Regions from separate parts of the Homo sapiens genome. Here regions 2 and 3 are each linked to region 1. Evidence: chromatin loops called from intact Hi-C (ENCODE). Cell type or tissue: GM12878. All regions are shown on one strand.

The links. A loop is a pair of places that touch in the nucleus more often than their neighbours do. Peaks named below come from ENCODE experiments on the same cell type or tissue, not always from the same donor. Only the 100,000 strongest peaks of a DNase experiment are listed, where the experiment ranks them.
Region 2: a loop joins it to region 1, with 14 times the contacts of the local background. A loop is called at or near these places in 2 of 110 quality-filtered maps.
Region 3: a loop joins it to region 1, with 3 times the contacts of the local background. A loop is called at or near these places in 7 of 110 quality-filtered maps.

The regions. Positions count from the first base shown.
Region 1 is chr4:104,487,978-104,495,977 of GRCh38, forward strand. CXXC4 (CXXC finger protein 4) reads right to left here and starts at 6,917. Exons shown (of 3, transcript NM_025212.4): 1 at 6,724-6,917; 2 at 2,767-4,082. The coding sequence starts at 3,825. It overlaps CXXC4-AS1 (CXXC4 antisense RNA 1), which reads left to right and starts at 2,988. Exons shown (of 10, transcript NR_125926.1): 1 at 2,988-3,083. RefSeq lists enhancers at 163-352, 4,355-4,404. In GM12878, a CTCF peak has its summit at 3,652; DNase peaks (open chromatin) are centred at 2,394, 4,494 and 7,045; H3K4me3 peaks cover 7,732 bases; H3K27ac peaks cover 7,670 bases.
Region 2 is chr4:104,011,121-104,019,120 of GRCh38, forward strand. The region is part of intron 5 of LINC02503 (long intergenic non-protein coding RNA 2503); the gene reads left to right. Among named protein-coding and RNA genes, the nearest start is that of LINC02503, 54 kb to the left of the region's middle. In GM12878, a CTCF peak has its summit at 4,749 (motif pointing right); a DNase peak (open chromatin) is centred at 4,735.
Region 3 is chr4:104,740,089-104,748,088 of GRCh38, forward strand. No RefSeq gene overlaps it. Among named protein-coding and RNA genes, the nearest start is that of CXXC4, 250 kb to the left of the region's middle. RefSeq lists enhancers at 2,978-3,207, 3,238-3,387. In GM12878, no CTCF peak of the experiment used is centred here; a DNase peak (open chromatin) is centred at 3,263; H3K4me3 peaks cover 363 bases; H3K27ac peaks cover 1,758 bases.

The DNA of each region.
Region 1 (8,000 bases):
TCACCCTGAAAAAAAATCTGACTATGTCTCCAGTCTTTGGGATGAGAACAAGTCAAAGGGAAGAGTGGCACATGAGTCTTGAAGTGATAAAGAAGAATATATGTTATTATTATGATCCAGATGTTAATTGGCACCCATAATTCAAAGCCAACAAATATTAGCTATGGAGTTTACATCTGGAACCCACAGGTGATATCCACAATGAGTCCCCAAATCACTGCCCTCAGCCAGGAACCCATCCAATCTCTAAAACATTTTCCCAGATGAGGATGGACCAAATTTAAGAGAGAAACCAGGTCAGCAGGGGGACTTTTCACCTTCCTGCAATTCCTCTTCCAGCTTTGGTTCAGTCATGTAAGCCCTGTCACTCTGACATGTGCTCAGCTGGTTTCCTACAACCATAACTGTGTATTTGCACATAGGTCTAAGGCAGTCATGATGGCATTGTCTTTTTTAATGATCTAGATAGGATCTTATACAATTTTGAAAAAAAGCTTTTTATTTCTTTTAGCCAAATAGTATTCCGCTAATAATCTTAGCCTTGAAACACAGCCCATGCTCTGATAGAAGGGATCTGAAGTTAGAAGATCAGCTTGAGAGTTCAAAGGAAAAAATCAGCTTCTTATTCTACCCATACCCCACCTTGTGAAGAGTAACAGAATTTTTGTGCATGAGAATTTTTTAAAAAGAAGAAAATGTAGTTTTATGGGATTTTGTCATCAAAATGCCTGAGGAATTTAAATATCACAACAAGCTTGTAGGAAAAGCATCAAATTAAAAAATTACACCAGCATAGAAACTTGTGCAGAAAACCTATTGGTACTCATATCAAACCCCTGCAGGGTAATTATTTACTAAATAAATCAGAATTATTCAGTTACTACATATCTTAAATTGGGATGCAAGTAGTGCCACGAGTCTAGCTAAAGATGAGGCCTAACAGCAGAACCAAATTTATAATTCTAGATACTACATTTCAAGAGGAAAAATAAAAGCCATGTTGTCCTTATCAGCTGGGAATAGAGAATTTCAGTATGAACTGAATTTTAATTTCCCATAGTCCTTAGAAGTTACAATAAATTAATCCGGCAAAGAAGATTCAAAAGCTATTTTTTGCCACCTAAGAAAATACATGGACCTGCATTATAGTTGCTATTATATTTGCACAAAGAAAGTTGCCAAAGAAAATGTAATAAACCATCCAGGAGTAAAGTTAAACTTTCCAAAAAGAGCTGATTTATCTTATAAAGAAGAATAAATGCAATATTTTGATGAAACTGATCATACCCAATAATGACATCAACATAATTCTGATATTTTTAGAATCCTAGAGGGCTATCTCATTTGATTTACACAATTAAAGGTTAAAAAAAAAACTGTATCTTCTTTGTGTTCAAACCTGTACCAAAGATCTTTAACCCTTCTCTTTATTCTTTTAAAGACTGCTTCCCAGTTCATAAAGCAAACTCCTCTAAGCAGTACTCACAATTTTTAAAAGAATGTACAGATAACCCTAAGATAACTTGTGAGAGCCACTCTCATCCTGCAACTCACTCCACAGAATATTAAAATGTTAAAGCACAGAATGCTAAACCCACCACCTACAGTCTCATGTATATATGAACATCTAATTATCTACCCTGTAAATTTTATCGAGACTAACTATAAGTACTTGTCCAGATTTCTTTGTTTAATATACCACCAAAGTCATTTACCTGTGATTTTTCATTTTTCCCCATTTTTGTTTTGATCAGGACACAATACAAAATTTTTATCAAAGGTATCAATCTCTGTATTTAGCATAATTCATAACCTAATTTAACAATTACTTTAGTGAGCATCTGTACAATATCTGTTTTAAAGACCTATAGGTAAAAGAAACTATTATTGACCATATAAGGTATCAACCAAAACTGTGCTTGGTGTATACACCAACTTTGTAACCACAAAATGGTTACTTTGTCCAATGCAGAGCCCAGGGGAAATACTTTTTTTGTAACTGAGTTTTAGAAATTATTCATTCTAAAACCACATAAAATAATTTTTAAACAAAATCACTCTTATCTGCCCTGAAATTAACTAATTGTATCCCTTTATTCTAAGTCACATCTCCTCAAAATTTGCAGGTAGAAATCCGCTTCCTACACAGTTTCAGCTTTCTCCAAAAATATCAGATACGCAGAAAATAAAATAGAAAACATTCTGCCTTGATGAGTAGAAAAATGATTCTAGAAAAGGGTAGGAAATCCCCTTCTGAATCCAGGTGTTTCAACTTCATTGAATACTGCTGTGTGGTTTGTTACCGGTTTTTTAATGAGAACAGGCTTGTGTACCACAAACTGTGTCCTCACTGTTATAAATGGGCCACTAACTTAGCCAGTAAACTTGTATAGGATGTGATGTGTCCAGTCCTTTGGGCAAGATGCCCCACCCTTTTTAATGAGGAGGAGGGGGCATTTTAAACCACCAAGGGAAAATATTGAGCATATTGAATGTGAAACTTCTGATTCTTCAATTACATTATTTTTCCCCCAGGGATAAAAAGGAGGGCACTCTCTCTATCAGAAGGGCGGTGTCACGTGAAGTGCAGCTGGTGCGGGTGGTGGAGAGGCCAAGCCTTTCGCAAACCACCTACAACTCTTACCACCTGAATGAAGCTTCTGAGAAGGGGTACTGCATCTTGAAGCCAGACAAGAATCCCTGAAGGGGAGAGGGAGTGAGGAGGGAAGGGGGGAGACTGGGAAACAAGAAATCATCTCCTCTGACCTCTAGTGAAGTGCCAGGTTTTTTCTTTAGCTCTTCACATTTTCTAAATTTGCAGATCTGGTGTCCCGTTTTGCGGTTCCTGCAACTGCTGCAGACGCCACAGTTGATGAGCCTCTTGCAGGGCACGCAGACCCCACACCTTTTCCTCTTCTTCTTGGCTGGGTTGGCTCCGCCAGCTCCCCCTGAGGAGGACGAGGAGGAGGAGGAATGATTCTGCGGGCAGTCTGCCAGATTGGCAATTTGAAACGCACTGTCTGTGACGGCTGCTGAGGCTGCTGCGGGGGAGTGAAGGGCTGTCATGACGATGACCCCTGGAGGTAATGAGATGCCCCCTAAAGCCGGGATAGCGGAAAAAGTCCCCACGCGCTCGGGGAGATTCATTATCTCTGCTTCAGCAGCGCCGCATTTGAGCTTGTTCATGCATTCCCCCGCCAAAGGTCTGCAGTGTTCAGGGGATAAGGTGGAGAGGAAATTAGTATTTGCCATTTGCAACGACGGCTCTGGCGGGCAGCCAGCTTTCCCCAGCCTCTGGGAGTCGTTTCGGTGGTGCATGCTGGTCCTGCTGCCGCCGCCGCCGCCGCCGCCGCCACCGCCGGCGGGGAGGATCGCCGAGGAGGAGGAGGCGGAGGAGGAGGCGGCGGCGGAGGAGGATTTCCTGCCGCCCCCACCACCCCCGCCCCCGCCTCCGCCGCCGCCGCCGCCGCCGCCACCCCCCCCGCCGCCGCCCCCGCCCCCGCCGCTGCCCCAGAGCATGGCGGTGGCGGCGGCGGCGGTGGCCGCGTTGTCGCAGTTCCAGGGGGACATGCCGATGCGCGCGGCGGCCGCGGCGGCGGCGGCGCTGCTGGGGAAGATGGGGGTGGTGATGCGCGCGATCTTGGCCGCCTGTGGGAAGGCGCCCCCGTTGGTCTTGTAGAAGGAGGTGGCAAAGGAGCGGTAGCGCTCCATTTCCGAGTTGTAATCCACAAGGCTGTTCAGAGCCCCCTCGGGCAAGTGGCTTTCCTTGGGCAAGCCCGGGGCCTCCGGGCTCGGCCCGGGCTCCACGCAGACATTGGTGTTCATGGTGCAGGGGGGGAAGAAGGGGTGCAGGGTGGAAGTGGGGACCGCCTGGTCCGACACCTGGGTGGAAAAGGGGGAAAGGTGGGGGGGAGGGAAGGGAGTGATGGTGGTGTTGGGGTGGGGGCCGAGGCGGGTGGGGAAAGTGGGTTCGGGTGGGGAGAGCAAGGTGAGGGCTGCTTTATTCCTCTCTGGGGCTCATTTCCACAGACGGTGAATTCCCAGGCAGCGTCTTCCTTTGCATTATCCTCCAACTGTTACAACTAAAATAAAGAAAGTCATTCCAACGAGCTGCACGAGGAAAAAGATTAAAAATAAACAACCTCCCTCACTAACCCACCGCAGACACCGAAAGCTCCCACATTCTTCCATCAGGTCGTTTGCATAAGAATCATCAAGACGTGACCCCCCCCAGCCCATCCCCCCCAACTCTCCCAACCCCCGCTCCCTCCCTCCCCACAGCAAACCACAGCTCCTCCCCCCTATTCTTATAACCCTCCTGAGAAAATGTATTAATAGCCAGGATACCCAGGGAAAGAAGGAAGACGGGGGTGACAAACGCCTAAGGAAAAGGGCAATTGGAGTGCTAAAGACATGCAAATCATGGGTGGGAGGGCGATACTACCTATAAGCAGAGGGCATTTAAACATTATGAAATGTGTGAACAAGTGCTGCCTGGGCATGCAAATGCTGTAAAGTAGAAAACAGCAATGGCCCTATGAGGAAAATGAACAGGAAATTAGCAAATGAAGTACTGAAAAAGTCTACAATACATCCGAGTATAAACTGTAAGCAAACACAATACAACTGAGAGCTAAGAGACTGCCCACATACAATCTGAACTAAAGAGGCAGGGAAAAAAGAACTACCAGCTGCCACAGTATCCTTCTGTGTCTGCGGTCATTAGTTTGAATCCCAGCACAGCTGGCTCTGTTAGGGTCTTAATTCAATGGACCAAGGACAGGTCTCAATTGTACAAGCCATTTGGTGGTGGGTCTTGGTGGGGGTAAGAGGGTGGTGTTCTACTTGATTTTTTTTAAGGTAGAAAATAAAGATAAGCCAGATAATTACATATATACATATTTATTTATATCAGCAATGTCTCAGGTTTTAAACCAAGTGCCTGCAGCCTCTATAAGAATATTCCTAATCATTCCTAATGGAGATTGCTGTCTCTTCCGAAGACAAGAGGAAAGCATGGGACTTTTTGAAAAGGATATCTCACAATCACTGATTTTTACATTGAGTAAAAGGGGGGGGGGCTTTAACGTGTTCTTTGCCAGAGAAAAATAACAAAATTATTTTTTAATTTTGCTCTTTTTAAGAGGAAAGTTTAATGTTAACTGGGTATTTGCATTAATCTCCTTGCTTACAGGCCATTATTATGCTTTAGGAAGAGGTATTTTAGTTGTTTATTACAGAGGGAGAAGTACATCACAGCCTTTTAAGAAGCAAAGCAAAGGCATAAAGTGTATATTCACTTAAAAAACCAGTTTCTTTGTTTCCAGATTTTTTGGCCAGAATATCTTTTTGTGACATCTTTTGAAGCCCATAGATTGGTCTAGAATGCAGAGTTCAGGGAATTCTACATGGGGGCCCAATAGTCTCCGTCTCAAATATTCAGAGTTCAAAATGGTTATCAATTATAGTAATTATGCTTATAATTAGGTTAATGAACCAGTTATGCCCAAACTCCAAGTGCAAAAACTTCAAGACCTACTGATGAGGTGCTCTAAAAAGAGGGGTTTATGTAAACAAATCCCTATTAGGCAAAGTAAATCAAGATAAGGAACCTCACCCCAGGCTGGATTAGAAGCTTGCAGGCATCTTTCAATCACAGCAAGTCCCTAATCACTCAGGAACCACCTCTGTGGTTTCGCATTAGGGAAAACTGCTGCCTTCTCAGGTCTGAGGGCAATACAAAAGGTGCCCCCAAAATGCTCTTGGCTAAATATTCTTGATGCTTGGAAGGGGTGAGGGAAGACACAGCAAGAATATGCATATAGCTTCAGTTTCTGCGAATCACATTGTAACTGCAAGACCATAATAACTGCTACTCAGTAAAAACTAGTTATGTCAACCATGCATTAGATATCATCACATTGAGTGGAGGGAAAATTTTCAACCTTTTAGTCTTTTGACCTTGTTCCAAATAAATAAATAATTTAACGTCCCTTTTTTAGAGTCTTAGAGTGGTGTTTCCAAACACAAGCTTTCCTTGCTTTTCTGATTGCCATCACCATCCCTCTTCCTACCTCAAGGTTTAATACCACCAGAAACTGTAGAAAATGATTATGCCCAGTATCCAGGTCATTATTGTTTAATCAATGCATCTCTGGAGCATGAAAAAGGTATCTAAGCCACAGCTATTGTTTGGATTTTATTTAAAAACAAAATAAAACACACACAAATAACTATAGTTCTATGCCAAAGCTAAATTAGAGATCCATACTTCATGATCCTGTTTTGCCTTTAAACAATGTGACTTTACATGCCTAATACTGTATGTCTGGTCTACCAGAGACATAGAGATCAAAGGTCATATTTAACATTCAGGAGGAGGGGCGGGTGCAGACTAATTAATAAATTAATACAGCGACGCTTTTTCTTGCTGGAGTCCAGCATTAATAATCTACTTTCACAATCCCAACGGACAGCAAACATTTAAGAGAAAAAAAAGCCAGAGAAAGAGAAAGAACAATCACTTACCAGTCTCTTTTTATTTGGGGAGCCTTAGAATTTGCAGACGCTGCCAGTCTGCCTTTAATTAGTTGCACATCACCCCCTAACACAAAGAAACACAAATCCAGATGTGTCTTGGCAGCTCCCAATTACAACTTTAATACTTGTAAACAAACTGTTGGGGGGGGGGGGGTAAATAAATATGCGGATCAAAAAAAATACCTGTAAATGGCTTTTTTTTCTTGTTGCAGAGAGAAGGAGGAGGAGATGGTGTTAGTGGTGGGGGTGGAAGGAGGAGGAGGTGGGGGGAGAGGAAAGAGTCGAGTGTGAGTGTATGTGTGAGAGCGCGGGTCTGTTGTCGGTGGTCTCTCCTCTCCCAGCGCGTTGCTCTCCGTCCGTCTCCAGTCGCTGTGTGCGAGGGAGGGAGGGAGCCGGGGAGTCTCTCCTCTCTCTCTCCCCTCTCTCTCTCTCTCTCTCTTCCCCTCTCTCTCACCCTCCCCCCTTCTCTCTCTGTTTGTGTGTGTGCGAGTGTGCGGTTGCTGGGGGAGGGGAGCCACAGAGAAAGGCGAGGGAGGAGGTGTGGAGGCTGGGGGCGGGGGCGCGGGGGTGGGGGTGATTGGCGCCGAGGTGAGGAGGACGCAGGGACGTGGACACCTACTGATGATTGGCTGCAAATTACACGGGGAACAAGAGGCGCACGCGGGCCAGCGCTCCTTTTCACAAATCCTCTCCTCGGCAGAGGAGCCACGTTTTCCCTGCTCGCCTGCGGATCGCCCTCCCTCCTCGCGCCCGGCTCTCCGGCTCAGCCCAGCACACAGGGCTGTTGATTATTTTCTTTTGCTCTCGGAGATAATTGTTTGGAAGGGTTGGAAAGAGGGCGTTTCCGCCACTCTGCGTGTGGGGTGTGTGTGTGCGTGCGTGTGCGGGTGTGTGTGTAAATAAACTTGTCTGGGATTTCTGGCTGGGTTGAGAAGAGCAATACAAGAAACAGAGAAAAGGTCATGTTTGTTTGAAGAATGCTCTTAGTTCGTACCCAATGGCATGGTTTTAAATAAATTTCCTGGTGTACCCAGGAAGACTTTAAAAAAAAATACCATTTAGATCTTTAAAGTAAGGGAAAACGGACCGGTGTGGTTCTTCAGACCCTCGAAGTACTATTATGCCAGAATGTAAAAAATCGGTGATATGATGCTTGGCCAATTTCAAAATCCATCTCAATCTCTGTCTCTCTTCTCTACTCTTCTCTCTCTCCTCCCAAAATCCTCTTTTACTATTCCATCTGGTAGTTCCAAAGAATAAATCAGATTTTTAACTCACTGCCCTATTTTTTAATTTCAAACTTTACTTAAACAAAAACTTTTGTCTTTCAGTCTATTTTAGAATAGTATGTAATTAACATTTCACTTCTTGCCACTTGGGAAAACATAGTTTATGAATTGAAACATAAATATTGTACGGCACGTCAAATATAAATAAAACTCGTTCATAAATGCAGCTGT
Region 2 (8,000 bases), 480 kb before region 1:
AAGTCTAAACTTTATGTGGGACCACATCATTGCTCAGCCCCTTCCCTTTCCCCATCCCGTGTAATTCTTCATGGGTTTTTCCTCCAGAGTCCTTCTGTAAGCTATAATGCACCTGAGTCTCTGTCTTAGGCTCTGCCTTTAAAGAACCTGTTTGAGGACTCTTTTGGATAATGTGCTACTATTATGTGCTTTTATGTTGAGAGTTTTGCTGAAAACCAAAACTTCCAAAGCCAGTGCTTCCGTCACCGTACTTTTGCAGTCCAAGTGGACTGAAAGCAGGCAAATTTCATCAGGCTTGGTATCAGGTATATACTGACTGCTGTGTAATGGTCCCATCTAAGAAAGAATGTAAGAAAAAAAAATCTAGGGTAGTTTATGAATAGTCATCAAAATCACATCTAAGTGTAAATTTTCACGCTCTCCTATACCAAGTATTTCTTTGCTAATAAAATGAAAATTTGGCCCTTCAATCTGAATGGCCATTTTTTAAAAAGAATCTATATACATTATGAGTAAATGACACATGGTTTTGCCAAACTCTTAACTAGCACTACCTATCTAAAATTGCTACATGCATACAAAATGGGCACTATTTGACTACAAATATCCTTTCAAGCAGATCTGATAAAATATTTTAACTATGGATATTTAGAAGCTTAGTCTTAGCCTAAGTAGTCATCATTTTTCCCTGATGATCCTTAGAATAAATCTATATACAAAAGTAATTTTTCAATTTCAGATTCAAATGTGCTAAATGTTATGACAAAAATTTTAATTTTTATTGTTATTCTGAGAAGTCTGTTTACTTTCACAAATTTCAGACATTCTTTGTTGCATCTCTTTCTCTCGTTGCACAACCTGGTATTTCTGTGCATAGCTCTTACTGCACTGAAAATACTTATCTGATTCTGTTTGCAGAAATAAATGGTGGCTTAGTCTTTTGTACTCCCTTATTAAGCTGTGCCCAGTATTTGCTTCTCAAAACCGTACCCTAGCAGACCACCTGACTGTGGCATCCTTGTTTCTTAATGGACTCTACCTTAGAAACACAGTTACCATATCAGTAGCTTTACTGATCCTTTCTAGTCTTGTTGACCATTTCATTTAGATTAACCGATAGCCTTGAGGCCAATGTTAACCACCCTAACCATGACAAATCATCTGTCTCACTTGTCCCTTAGGTTTAAATATTCCCTCTGTGCATAATAGGAAGCACTATTTATTCTGTTATCACAGAGTTTTGAAGGGGAGACTATGTGCTTGGCAGCCAAAAACATCTTTCCCCATAGTCTTTTTATAATCTCTGCTTTCCCACAACTGTACAAAAAGAAGAGAAAAAGTAAATTTGAGCATCATTCAAACTGATGAACTGCTAGAAAATTTAGCTTACATTTAAGTACATATTTAAAAGAAATTTTCAATTACTATAGGATCTGCTATGTGCTAGACACTAGGATAGGCACAGAAATATAAGAATATACATCACGATATTACTATCTTTAAGAGTTTAAATAGGAACATCCATATTAATAATATTTATAAAATAATGAGTCATGTTTAGTACAGGTAGGAAGAGCTATATAAAGAGGATGTCCCAATACTGACAAGGAATTTGGAGATAGCTTCACTAAGGAAGTAGTATAAATTGAGCCTTGAAAAACAAGAATTTTTTTATCAAATAGATAAAATAATGAGGATAAAATAATCAAATTAATGATTCACATGGTCAAAGGCACAGAAGAATAGTAGAACATAGCTTGGTTAAATATTAGGAGTCTGCAATGCATGGGCATATAGTAAGAAATCAGGAAGGTAATTTGGCAAGATGAAACTGGAAAGGTAGATTTATTTGTAATTATTCTTAATGAATCAATAATAGCTTTGGACTTATTTTTAGGATTTAATGTTAGGCAACTTTTGTTCAAATGGGCAAAGTCAGAAAACAGCAAAATATCTATGAGTCACATTTTTAAGATTCAAACTGAACAAAGCTTTGAGTCCTATAGGAGAGTGACTACATGTACTGTGTGTGTGTGTGTGTGTGTGTGTGTGTGTATCCTTGCAAGCTATGTTATTTATTTTACTGAATACGAGAATACCAGTAAGATAATTAGAATTCTATTTTAGTCACTAAAAGGTTAATATGTGGGAACATTTGTGACTTAGCAGTACCAAACAGCTTTCTAGTGCTTAATATTTTACCTTTGTATAGTGCTTTAAAACACAACGCGTATCCTCGTGCATTAGTTCACCCCTTTCTCAAAGCCACTCCAAGAAATAGGTATTACAATCATCTTTATCTAACAGAAAAAGTCAGACTCAGAGAAGTGAAGTGCCTTATCCAAAATAATACAATGTTTTAATAGCAGAATACATGTGTGTCAACAACAACACAGAGCATTGAGAAATCCATGAGACATAGCCCATTGCATTCAGCCAACCTGCCTCCTGTCCCCATAGTTAAAATAATCTTTATCTTCAAGGCCCATAAAAGTCACATCTTAACCATGGGCACTTTTCAATTATTAACGCAGAGCAGCACCATCCTCACTCATACCCTAGTGTGCTACACTGCACTACCCTGGAGAGATATGAGCACCACCATCTTGAGATGAAGCCCTAGTTATGTTGAAGTGCAGTTCTGCTCCTCCCTTGAGGCAATTCCTCCTCCAATGCCCAGCATCCAATGCCCAACACCACTGCCTTAATCACTGGGAAAGATGTTCTTGCTTTGGAATAAGGTGTGTGTGTGTGTGTGTGTGTGTGTGTGTGTGTGTGTGTGGTGTTTTAAGACTCTTTTTGATTCCAAGGTATATGTTTTCTGTGAAGCCCTTCTTTCCTTATTCCTGTGCCTTGGACAAGCTAGGAGAATAGGTGGGCTGCATGTAGTCTGCAAGGATGGTTGTCTGAATCCTTATAGGCAATGTAAGGATATTGAAAGTCCTGCATTTCTGTTTTAGGAAGATAACTCTGGTGGTTGTTATCTTTTCTGCCTCAGAATCTCGCTCACTAAAAATAAAAATCTCAAAGGTTTAATTTCTTGATTTCGGGCATGGTCCAGTACATATTTGAAGGTGGCACCTCTTAGAAAATATTTCTCCTTTAAATATGTAAATGTAACCTGAGAGACAAATTCTCCTGGGGGATCCTATCTCCCTTCTTTCTCTTCTTTTGGTCTGCATGTTGTGGTGGCTTCAGAAGCCCATTGCAATCAAACAATAAAGATTTGAAGTAAGTTTAGTGCCATTTAGATGAAAGAATAAAAGAGATGTATTAACTTATATGGTTGAAACATAAGTTGTTTGTGAATGAAATCTATAGAGAAAAATGGGAATAGGGAGTAGACCGTAAAGAATTACATGAAGAAAGATGTTGACAGAAACGAAATAAAACTGTTTCAGAATTGATATTAACTGGGTGATTCGGGTATTAATTAGGCAATTTGGATATTAATTAGATAATTTGTTACTTTCGCAGAGTTTTACGAACTAGAAATGAACCTGCAAGGGTGGTGGTATGTGTGTGCAAGTAAAATCCTGGGAATGGTGCCAAATTGAAGTTCTTGGAAAATTGAAGTCCTTAATTTTCCTGGATAACAGGTTCAGTAGTATTAGCAGAAGCTTCAGCAGTAACATCAATGCATTATATTTAGGATGACCCGATGCAAACATCCTCAAGGCTGGAATGCTTGTTCTGTCCTTCATATTGAAGGGAGAGTCATTTGTTATTGCTTCAAGGAAAGCCTACTTAAAAAAAAAATCCCTGCTAACGGAGATTTATCATTTCCATGGATTACTACAATTTGAGAAGATCACTGGAATTAGAGTCAGTCAAATGTATAAGGGCCAAGAATCCTCAGAAGTGCATTTTAGCACCATTTATTCAATTTGGTTGACATTGGCTGACAAAATGATGAGCTAGTATTTTCCAGAACAGAGATTCAAGAATTATTGTTTTTCTCTCTAGAAACCAAATTGAAAAAAAGTAGAATCTAGTATAAACTATGAAACTATATAGCTCAGTTTACTCCACTATTTTTTTTTTTTTTTTTTTTTTTGAGATGGAGTCTTTCTCTGTAACCCAGGCTGGAGTGCAGTGGCGCGATATCGGCTCACTGCAAGCTCCACCTCCTGGGTTCACACCATTTTCTGCCTCAGCCTCCGGAGTAGCTGGGACTACAGGCGCCCGCCACCACGCCTGGCTAATTTTTTTGTATTTTTAGTGGAGACGAGGTTTACACCATGTTAGCCAGGATGGTCTCGATCTCCTGACGTCGTGATCCGCTCGTCTCGGCCTCCCAAAGTGCTGGGATTACAGGCGTGAGCCACCGCGCCTGGCCTACTCCACTCTTCAAAAAATTAAGATTTAGCATGTTAATTAAACAACTGACTATCTAAAATATTAGTTCTGTGAGAGTAAGAAAGGTGTCGTGTATATTGCTCTGTCCCTAATGTTTACAACCTTCTTTATACATAGCAGACTATCAATCAATATTGGTGAATAAATAAATGATGCATGCCATAGAGTTATAACTACCTACTGTTGTAGCCCCTTACCACTATTAAAAGTGTTTAAAGTTATGAAGTTAAATCACTGCGATTGAAAATATTAAACGTGAAAGATTACCAATTAATGTGGACAAGGAAAAATAATGCTTCCCTTTTCTAATCAACTCCCTCAGTCCCTTAAGTACCATTGAGGTGGCTTTAGTTGAGTTTGGATGTGTAAAGGTTGCCTGTTTGCCACTTGCCAGCAGATGGCCTAATTCTTCCATCATTCACTAAGTATTGGAACTATTCTTTATAAAGAAAAGCAGTTGGTGAGAAATAACTTTCCTCTTGATTTTTTTTTTATTTTTAGCAGAGACAACATTTTAGTATATTTCCCATTATTTTTCATTGGATTAAATAATTGATTAGATATGCTAATTTTAACATAGCCTATTCAATAAGGAATCAATTCCTAATCAATAAGGAAAGAGTACACTTTTTTTTTAATATATGCCAAATCATCTAGGACGATCTATAGAGGTGACATACTAATATCATTGCCTTGGGGATAAATTGATTCATCAGCATCTATGAGTAAATGAGACTCTTTATGTTCCTCTAGACAGTCCTTACAAGTCATTTAAAATATTGTTCACATATAGATGACTTTATAAATTTTTCTGAAATTCAGTGAAAAGAACTGTGATGTTCACTCATTTTACCTGTAACAAATTTGCTCATGTTTCTGAGGTTATTTACAAATTTATAACTTAACTGTAAGGGAAAAGCATTTTTTCATTTGTAATACATACCAAATTCATTATTTATGAGTAAATATGAAAGAGATAATATGTAAAAAATAAGAGAAAGAGCAAGAGGTGGAGGGAGGAATTATTAATTAATTTAATTAAGTATACTCTTTTTGATATTCTACTTTATTAACTCTACTAATGTAAAAATATATCATTCCATTATTTACTTTCTTTTGAATCTTGTCTACCTCTTTAGGGGCATTAAATATTCAATTGTTGTGTGCTATTTAAATGTCAGCACTATAAGAATGGGGCTACATCTGTCTCATTTATTACTGTTTACATATTGACCACCTGCAACAGTGCCTGGCATATGGAAATAATTCATTTAATATTTATGGACTGCATCAATTTTATTTTGAGCACCTTTTCTAAGGTAAACCATTAGGAAAGAACAATGAAATGTGGCATAATGATAGGGCATCTTAATCTTAGGCTGTTCAGAAATTAAAATAATCTAGCCAGTTATTTATCGAAAACTTGCTCCATCATACCTGTTTGTATCTTGAAACACATAGCTCCCTCTTTTTGATGTATTACTTGTTGCAAAAGTTACCCAGTAAATAAAGATTCTTCTTGAGGGAAATCAGTGATCTGTCCCCCATCCTAAGATGTCATCACAAAAAATTGAAATGAAAATAGAAAGAAATTCCAGAAATAGCATCAACAATGCTATGCTTGTGCACTCTGAAAATTAGGAACTGGGTTCATGGTGCTTGGTTTATTTATTATAATTAATAAGTATTTTAAGTCCTTTTAGGAATACTAACTATTACATCCTAAAATGTTTTTCAAAAGAAAATGGAAAGGCTATAAAAAGGCATTTTAACCATTTTTATCCCTGATACTCCATTTCCTTTCATTTGTGGCTTACCCAGGATTTTGAAAGAAGAAAAGTAGGCTCTTCTGTTCCCATCATGGCAACTGTCTGATTAGCCTTTTAAATGCATTTGATATTGTACAGATATTGCTTCAGTATTTAGAGAAGAAAGACACTTTTGTCTCCCAGTGGAACTGTGATTGCTTTCTTCTTTGACAGTTTACAATATTGTTTTGTCTTTTGTTAAGCAAATCATTGGAAAATTATTTTTTGTGAAACATGAATGTGGTATTTAAGATTTATGATTGTGTCAGTTTTAATCCATATTTTAAAAATAAAACCCTCAGGAAAAGAGTATACCCTCACTAAATACATACCACAACTGATTTACTGACATAAATATATATTTGTAGTTAAAAATAATAATGTTTAAACATAAATTTAAAAACCTAGATCTTTCAATAGAGAGTTCAAAATCCTAGAAAATTCACAATAGCCTAAATATGGCATCAACCTAAATATCCATCAGTGGATATATCAATAATAAAAATGTGGTATATGTACCCAATGGAATACTATTTAGCAATAAAAAGGAATGACATCCTGTCATTCACAACAACACGGATGAGCCTGGAGGACATTTATGAGTGAAATATGCCAGGCATAGAAAGATAAATACCACAGGTTCTCCCTCATATGTGGAGGCTAAAAAAAATTGAGCTCATAGAAATGGAGAGTAAAGTTCTGGTTATTAGAGGCTGCGAAGGGTGGGAAAGAGGAGAGGCTAAAGAGGGGTTGGTTAGCTAATACAAAGTTAGGGTTAGATGGATGGAGTAAGTTATATTGTTCTGCAGCACTGTAGGATGGATATGGTTCACACTAATTTAGTATGGACTTTCAAAAAGCTAGAAGGGAGGATTTTGAATGTTCACAACAAAAAGAAATCATAAATATTCACGGTGGTAGATATGCTAATTAGCCAGATTTGATCATTACACTTTGTATACATGGACGGAAATGTCACTCTGTACCCCTTAAATATGTACAATTATTACTTGTCAACTACAAATAAAAGGAAATAAATAAATAAGCAGGGGATGGGAGACAATCTCAGAAGATTCTGGAAGGATGTTTGGTGCTGTAAAGTTGATTTTTAAGGATAACATGAAAGTTATAACTCAACTTCAGAGTTCTATCTCCCTTATCCAATACTTTCAGTGTGTAAAAAATAAAAGATGTCTGCACAAGCTTATTTACTTTAAAAATGTTTTTAGGAAGTTTCTCAAATGTGCCCAAGAGACTTTGGATATTAGTATCGGTAAACAGAAAAATGTTAACACTTTTATATTCTTAATGCATAGATGATTGTTGCTTTCAAGATTTTGCTTATATTTTGGGTAATTAACAAATTTATGCTACATTCCTTACTATCAACAAAGGAATTTATTTATATTCTTCACAATGTATCATTATTTTATCTAAATTTTCTGATTTTAAAAATAATTCAAAAAAGCATGCAGTAAGCAACACCTGGAATTTGAACTCTGCTAAGTAACAATAAAATCATGATTCGAATCATTTCTTTTTTTATATAAAAAGGATATTTAGATTGTAAATTTCATGTTGTGCCCTTTTCTTATTGATTGGTTGGTTGATTCAGGGACAGAGATATTATTAGAGGTAAGCATTATTTGAGACAAAATGATGAACAAAAACAGATTAAAATCTCTGCCCTTAACAATTTACATTGTAGTGGCAAATAACAACATATGTAATTAAATAGATATTACGTTACAAAATGGTAAGCAAGAAAGGGAAAAAAGAAATATATCCTGGCTGTATTGTTTACCAGCTAGGTGACTTTAGTCAAGAAACTTT
Region 3 (8,000 bases), 250 kb after region 1:
GACAACTTTTTCTAAGGTAGTTAGGAAAATTACCATGAATTTAAGCCACTAGAAAAAAGTTTTTAATCCATACTCTCCCTCCCCCACCAAAAAAAGTGCAAAAATTCAAGTTTTTGAGCAAATGCTTACTAACCAACCCCAGAAGGTATTTTAGAGGTGTCTAGATCTGAATTTTCTTAGAGAAGTTTAATAGTAGCAACACATGTGGTATATGGAGCATTTTTTCCTAAGTGTTTCCATCTTTATCTTGGCATATATTTTCACAAATCTAGCCAGCAGATATGAGAATATACTGAGATTTCATTTAGCAGATGAAGAAACCAAAGACTCAAGATGTTAGGCAATTTTCTCAGAATTATACAATGTGTCAACAACTGATTGGTATCCAGTCTCCTAAATCCACGCTGCACGTTCTAGCAACCTAAACTTGTCCTCTTTATAAAGGATTCCCCTTTCTCGTTTCATTTCTTTCTTTTATTAATGCATACATTCATTCATTATACAAATATTTTAGTTAGACCTATGATAAAAGAAAAAGAATCATCAATTTGGAGCTCAGAGGCTTGACCTGGAGTTCTTCTAACACATACGTAAACATTCAAATGCAGCCGAATATAATGAAAAGAATACTTGGAAGATCTGGGCTCGATTCCACTCCACTGCTTTCTGGCTAAGTGATCTTGAGCAAGTCATTTCACTTCTCTGAACCTCAATCCCTTTTTCTACAAAACAAAAATAGAAGTATTTATGTGATTTACTTCATAAGGAGCTTTTGAGATGGAAAACCTGAAACCACCTTGTAAAATGTAAAAGCTATATAGTGACATTGATAACATTTATTGAATATTTACTATGTGCACAGTGATGCCATAGATATTTCATAGGCATAGACTAATTTTAATCCTCACAATGATCCTGTGAGGGAGACACTATATTATTCACATTTACAAATGAGAAATTCAAGGAATGAAGGAGTTAGGTAACTTTTAGAAAATCAAACAAGTAGGAAATGGAGCAAGGATTGAATCTAGACAGGGACATGCCCAGGACCATCTCTAAAACACTTAATTATGCTGGCTCCCAAACGAAGACACTGAGCATTTTCATGTTCTAGGAATTTAGGATGTATTAACTCATGCAATAACTCTTTGTATGTATTATACCACTCAATCCCCTCTACAACCCTCTAAGTGTGTCCAGAGGCAGTTAATAAAGATAACTAAGTTCCAGCTTGCTCCTCTATTCTTTCTGAACACAGCAGCTGGAGTGAGCCTTCGCTCAAAACCCACTAATGCTTCTCATTTCATTCAAAGTAGAATACAATGTCTTTGCTATGGCCTAAAAGGTCCTGTACAGTCTAACCTTTTGTTGCTTGCCCTACCAGTCACCTAATTTCTCTTTTCAAGTCACACTGACCTCCTTGCTGTTTCTGAAAAATGTCAGAAACATGTTTCTTCTCAAAGAATAACCTATCAGAGGTTCCTTCTTTTACTATTCAATATAAAAGAGAAACTACCCACCCCAACCCCAGCCAATTTCTAGCTCCTTCTGGGTTTATTTTTTTATGGCACTCATTATCATGGGGATTTATTTTTGCCACCTTATATATTTTATATGTATCTGTTTGTTATCTGTGTCCCTCCTGCCACACATACATAAACACTCCCTCACCACGTGTGTGTGCATGCACGCACACACACACACACGAATATGAGCTACTTAAACCAAAATCTATCTGTTTTCTGCTGTTGCTCTCAATACCTAGAACGGTGCCTGACATGCAGCAAAAGCCTCAAAACTTGCAAGTTTTATGAAAAATTGATTCTGTGCACTCAGATTTTAAAAATCAGATAAAAAGGCAAGGGAAACTTACTAAAGATTCTGATAAACAGTTTACAGTGAAAAATTGGGGGTTAGTATGTTTTTACTCCATTTTTTTAGACCCTTTCAGGAGCCCCAAATACAGTCCTCTATTGTGAAATAAGGTAAAGTATATCTGACCAAATCAATATCCAACTACATCTCTCACCTACAGGGGTCCTTACCTTTGCTTCCACCCAGACAGTAGCCAAGTTTGTTTTCAGTCACAAATAAAGGATTAAAATTTACCTGATTCAAGCCAGGCATAGAAAAAAGAATTAGAGTTTAGGCATGTGTAGAATGTGATTCTTGTTATCTCTGATCTACTTCACGGGAAGGTTTGTTTCACTAGAAGTTGCAATGGACTCGTATCACAAAAATACCTCGTGCATCATTTTTAATCCAAAAGAAGGTAGGTCCTAACTAACTTATTATTATTCCCTTGCTTTTTCTCTAAAAACATTTGTTTGCCTCTGTTTTATAACACTATGGGACAAATGAGGTGAGGAGGCAGGTGTCTCAATAAGAAAATGCTAAAACAGAGCAAAGCGTGGTAGAACTCTCCCGAGAGGAAGTGTTCGCAGAGGTTTCAGAAGGACCTGAGCAGGCAGGAGGAGGAGATGCTGTTTTGTATTGGTCCCATGTATTTGGCAACCCTGGAATATAATATGGTGGTGTTATCATCATTTCATGGAAGAATTGTTCAGAAACCAGGGAACTGGAACATAAATCTCACTGTTCTCTGGCTAGGTCAGGTACCTCAATCTCTTTCCTTTCTATGAGGCATTAGTAGCCAGTGGAAAAAGCATGAACTTTAGAATCAGACAAAATTGATTTTGAGTTTTGGATCTACTATGTGTTAGCTGTGTGATTTGAATATATCACCTAACCTTCCTGATCCTGTTTCTGCCCATCTAAAATTGCATTTATAATATCTGCTCCCTAGGACTTTTGTGAGGATCCAATTAAGTTATGCGGTAAAGACCAAATGGTCTTGAGCTATGAAAGTCTGTTTCCTTCTTTATTGCCTTCTTCTCCCATAATAAAAACAAAAACAAAAACATAAAATACAATCAGCTAACTCTTGATAAAGGCTGCAACTGTTAAAGTGACATCTTATCATTTGTTTTTGAAGTAAAGATTACAAATGCTTCTCCATAAGTGTCTAATAAAAAAGACCTAGGTGTCAAATAATGTGGTTAGGGATTAATGAAAACTTCTGCATTTACCTTCTGTACTTTGAGTAAAGCATTTAAGATCCAATGGTCGGTACATGTCCTTGCAGCGTTCATCCCTTAAATTTGGTAAGAAAAGAACTGCTCAAATCTTTAGCTTGTAGGAGGAGACATAAGATAAAATGCAAGAAAAACTTTGGTATAAAGAGGAACCGAAAACACGATTTGCCCCTGGGGAACGTCAGCTCTCCTCTGTCTGACTCTCTTTTCACTCACACACAAAAAAAATACTGAGAAATTTCAAAGTCACTTGGTTAAAAGAAAACTTTAAAACAGCCAGGGTGCCTACAAAGCAATCCCTATTCTGCCCTGAGTTATGTAGAGAGCAGCTTGGATCTTCACATATCTAATACAGTGTCAGAGCCAAGCCAGTCCCAGGATTATCATGAATCTTGTATGAAGGCTAAGTGTGGCTTCAGCCTGCCACTGTTTGAGGGGTAGGAATTGGAACCCCAAATTTAGCCCTGCGTCCTGCTCATGTCTCAAGGGAGTGGGAGCCTTGAAAGCTTATTTGATTGCCCAGTTTGATATTCCCAGTGTTTAGTAGTAAAATCTGCACCACAAGCTAGCAAAAATAGAAACTCTGATTCTAAGAGGAAAAAATAAGATGGATGCAATTATACAAGGAAGGAGAACAACAACAACTCTGAAGCTGCATGAAATAAATATTTTCTTAAAATCATACTATGGTCCTTTGTAAAGGGAAATAGAGCTAAATATTAATAAACCATATGGCTTTTATTGAATTTATTTCATTTAAAATATGTCTAAAGGCACCAAAATAACTTTAGGCTCTAATTTTAAGGAAATTCATTTTAAATTCTCTATTTTGAAATTTTATTTACTCACATTGCTTATCTCTTGAAATGTAAAGGTTTGATTTGTGACAATCACTTACTCTATAAGCACCCAAAAGTGTTAATGACATCGTGGAGGTGTCCTAAGACTGAATCTAGCAGGATGAATAGTAATGCATTCTGAAAGATTTCTAAAAAGCTTAGTGTATTTCTATATAACAAATGTATCTGTGCAATTTTTATCTTCCTAAAAAACAAAGGATTAGAAGTTACATTGGGAAAGAATGAGATATGAACAATACTTACAATATTTTACTGTTGTATACTATCTTATAGCTCATTCAGATATTTTTTACAGACAATATAGTTTCTCATTTTTACATAACAACATGCCTGTTAAAAAAAATTCCCTCTTTTAGCAGATGATGAAATTGGGGCCCAGAGAGCTAAAGGTTCTTTACCAAGTAAAAACACAGCTAGAAGACAGTAAAGCCAGGGCCAGCTGGCAATTCCTCTGGCCTTTGAGTTATGGTCTAGGCCAGCGGGCAATGAGGATGAGCAACATACCTAGGCTAAATGATTTTTTTTTTTTGAAGCTATTTTTGCCCCATACCTATGATACTCCTATGTCAGTATTTTCCTTTTTTGCTTTATACTATAAGAGTAACATACTTTTCAAATTTCTGATTTTATAATTCAGGAACAAAAGTAAAAAGGTTTACTGGAAGGGAAGTTGATAAGATTATTTTCAAATCATTTTCCAAACATCTTACAGCTTGCAGTTTGTTTAGCTTTATTATGCTTTTATATTTTAAATAACAACTGTTTTAGATAGTATTTTATTGTTTTTTGTTTGTTTTTTGAGATGGAGTTTCACTCTTGTTGTCTAGGCTGGAGTGCAATGGGGCGATCTCGGCTCACTGCAACCTCCGCCTCCCAGGTTCAAGCAATTCTCCTGCCTCAGCCTCCCGGGTAGCTGGGATTACAGGCATGCACCACCACGCCTGGCTAATTTTGTATTTTTAGTAGAGATGGGGTTTCTCCATGTTGGTCAGGCTGGTCTTGAACTCCCGACCTCAGCTGATCCACCTGCCTTGGCCTCACAAAGTGCTGGGATTATAGGTGTGAGCCACTGTGCCTGAACTTAGATAGTATTTTAAAATGTACATTAGGTACATTTCTTCACAAAAGGTGGTTTTTGTTTTCTGGAAAGTTACCTCTATATTTAGAATGGAAAGCTCTATATAATTTTTCCCAATGACATTTACTATGCTAAAAAAAAATCGAGATTTTTTTATTTCATTCAACTAAGCAGAACAATAAAATATAAGACATTCCATTGTTCAGTTTGTCTCATTTAGAAAAGAGCCTCTGCTTGTAAAAGTAGTCTTGTGATTTAGAAATAAAAATTGTATATCTGAAGATGATTTTTTCAGAATTTATACATTTATTTTATATTTATCAAAAGCCTATTTATGTACAGAAAAACAAAATCAGATATTGTACAGCTGGAAAACCAGTATTCCATGACAGATTAAGAAAATATACATAGCAAAGGATCCAGGCCTGCCATTCTGTTTTCCTTTTAGAATTTTAGTCAACTAGGAAATAGAGTTCGAAGAAATGACATTCTCTTTCTGCTGTTTAATTTGGCAAGCGGTGGAGGGGTACCCACAGCTGGCCCCCATCACTTGCACCCAAGATTAACACAAGGTGATTTGGACAAACCTTAACCTCCCCTCCCCTGGCGTCTCCTTCCCAGGAATCAGTTGGGATCAGGACTGCCAAGTCAGAGCTCTGGGGCTGTTAACTATAGGAAAACTCTGAGAAATTAAGATACGGAAAAATCTCCAGAAAACTGCATGAGGACTTATTTCAAAATATTGTACATAATAATCAGAATTCAAAATATGAAAGAAGTACCACCAAGACTGCCACTCCAGAACTTTGTAATAAATATTGTATTGGCTGTCTTGATAATTGGTGAGCTCCCCAGGTTTCCAACCCACCGTTCATGTGCCTACTATGAGTCAAGCACTATGCCAGGTGCTGATCACACAAACATAAAGATGGTTCATTGTCTTTCTTCAAGAAGCTTACAGTCCATAATGCAATATTGTGAGATAAGTGCTGTGCTAGAGATTGGCAAGAGGAAGAGCTCTTAATCCAACCTCAGGGGAGAGGGAAGATTTATAACTGGATTACTTGCTCCATATAAACAAAGGCCAACCTCAGCACCAGGCACTATACCTGTTCCCTGATAGAATCTCAATGAAGTTGATAACAACTGAACTGAGTCTTACAGAATGAGCAGGATTTATATAGGTGATGAGAGGAGGGAATGGTTTTTCAGGTACGCCCAGGAGTAGAAACGGTAGAGAAGGTGAGTTTTTGAAATTGTAAGCCAGGTTTTAGATGTAGCTGAAATGATGAGTGTCAGTGGAAAACCCTGAGCAATAAGGCTAGAAACATATGTGCGAGTATATCTTGAAGATTTTGTAGACCAGGCTGAGAACTATAAACACTTTATAGAAAAATATCAAAGTTCTTACTTTCAGAGATTGAATAAACCAATCATTACAGTATAGTATATGCATAGGTTACTGCTACAAGAGTACAGGAGAGACACAACATAATCAAACTGCCCAAGAGGCCTTACCAAAAATGTGATCCTTGAGTACTATGTTGTTGAACTTCACCCTGAAAGAAATGGGGAAACATGGAAAGACTTTATGCAGAGGAATCATATGTGCATACTTCCATTTTAGAAAGGTCTGAATATGATGTGACTAAGAAAATCAGTGAAATGGTTCTCTAAGGGGCAATAAATACTACACCAGGAAGCATGTTGAAAAATTTTTGCTGTCACAATAAGAAAGCATTATGAGCATTCAGGATACAGGGGTCCAGGAATGCTGGAGATCTTGCAGTTACTGCAGTCCAGAGTAAAGAAGAGATTATTCCTGTGCCTAACATTGCTTTCTAATGTTCCATTGCACATTCAAGTATAGAAAACCCTCTTTAATGATCTGGATTAGAATCTAACACTGTTTTACTTATTAAAACAAAGCACTTTCCACTGTTTTAATATATACTGAATTGTACATAAATGCAGGTACCCTATAATTTAAGATAAAATTTTTATTTTGTTTTCCTTTGAACTTTGTCAAGAATTGTACCCCATTCAGAAAAAAAGAAATGCATCAAGGAAACACTGTTTATTACCAATACAGCACACCTGTATCAGTCAGCTCTTATAGCTGTTGTATTCACAGTGCTTCCGTAGGCACAAGCTTCCAGAATTGGTTTAGACATCTTTTCTTCCCCAACAGCCTTTCCTATGACCCAGCCCCAGTTCCAGCCACAAGACCAGCTAATGGAATCTCAGCAGGCCTCAATCCTGCTCTCTGTGAGGAGGGGTATTAAATAGAGATCTAGAATTCATGACAGACAACATCATAGACAATTTGAATTGGGAATAAAAGTGTATTTGAACAGTGGCTCTCAAGCTGAAGTGTGGATCAGGATCAGAATTACTCAGGTAGTTGAATTACAAAGGCAGGTTCTCAAGTTCTACTCTCTGAGAATCTGTGTCAGCTAGTCTGAGGTGAGGCCAGAGAGTTTAAATTTTTAACAAGTTCCACAGGGAACTCTGTTGCAGATGTTTAAATCTTGGAATACCTTGAGAGAACCACAACACTGTCTAAGGTCTCCTTGAACCTAACATTCTATGATTCCTTGAAGACTATGGCATGGGAGTGAGAGGCTTCCCTCTGTCCCCTGATTAGGCCCACCAGAACTCTGAGCACCACCATCCTGACCTTGACTCCAGATAAGTCACCAGATGAGTCACGTATGTGTTAGTGATCACACAAGTATGCTCTAAGCAACTCACAAAACAACTACATTTTTCTATTTGTTGTTAGGTACACAAAGTGCCACCCTTAGCATTCATAGACATTTATAAAAGAGTAAATGGTCAAAAATGACTCAAAATATATAATGTATGTCATAGCAGGTGTATAAGAAATAAAGTTTGCCAAACTGCACTGAAATTTACTCCATGACAAGAGCAGTGCATTTTCTCCATGGCTGTCATAGATTTCAT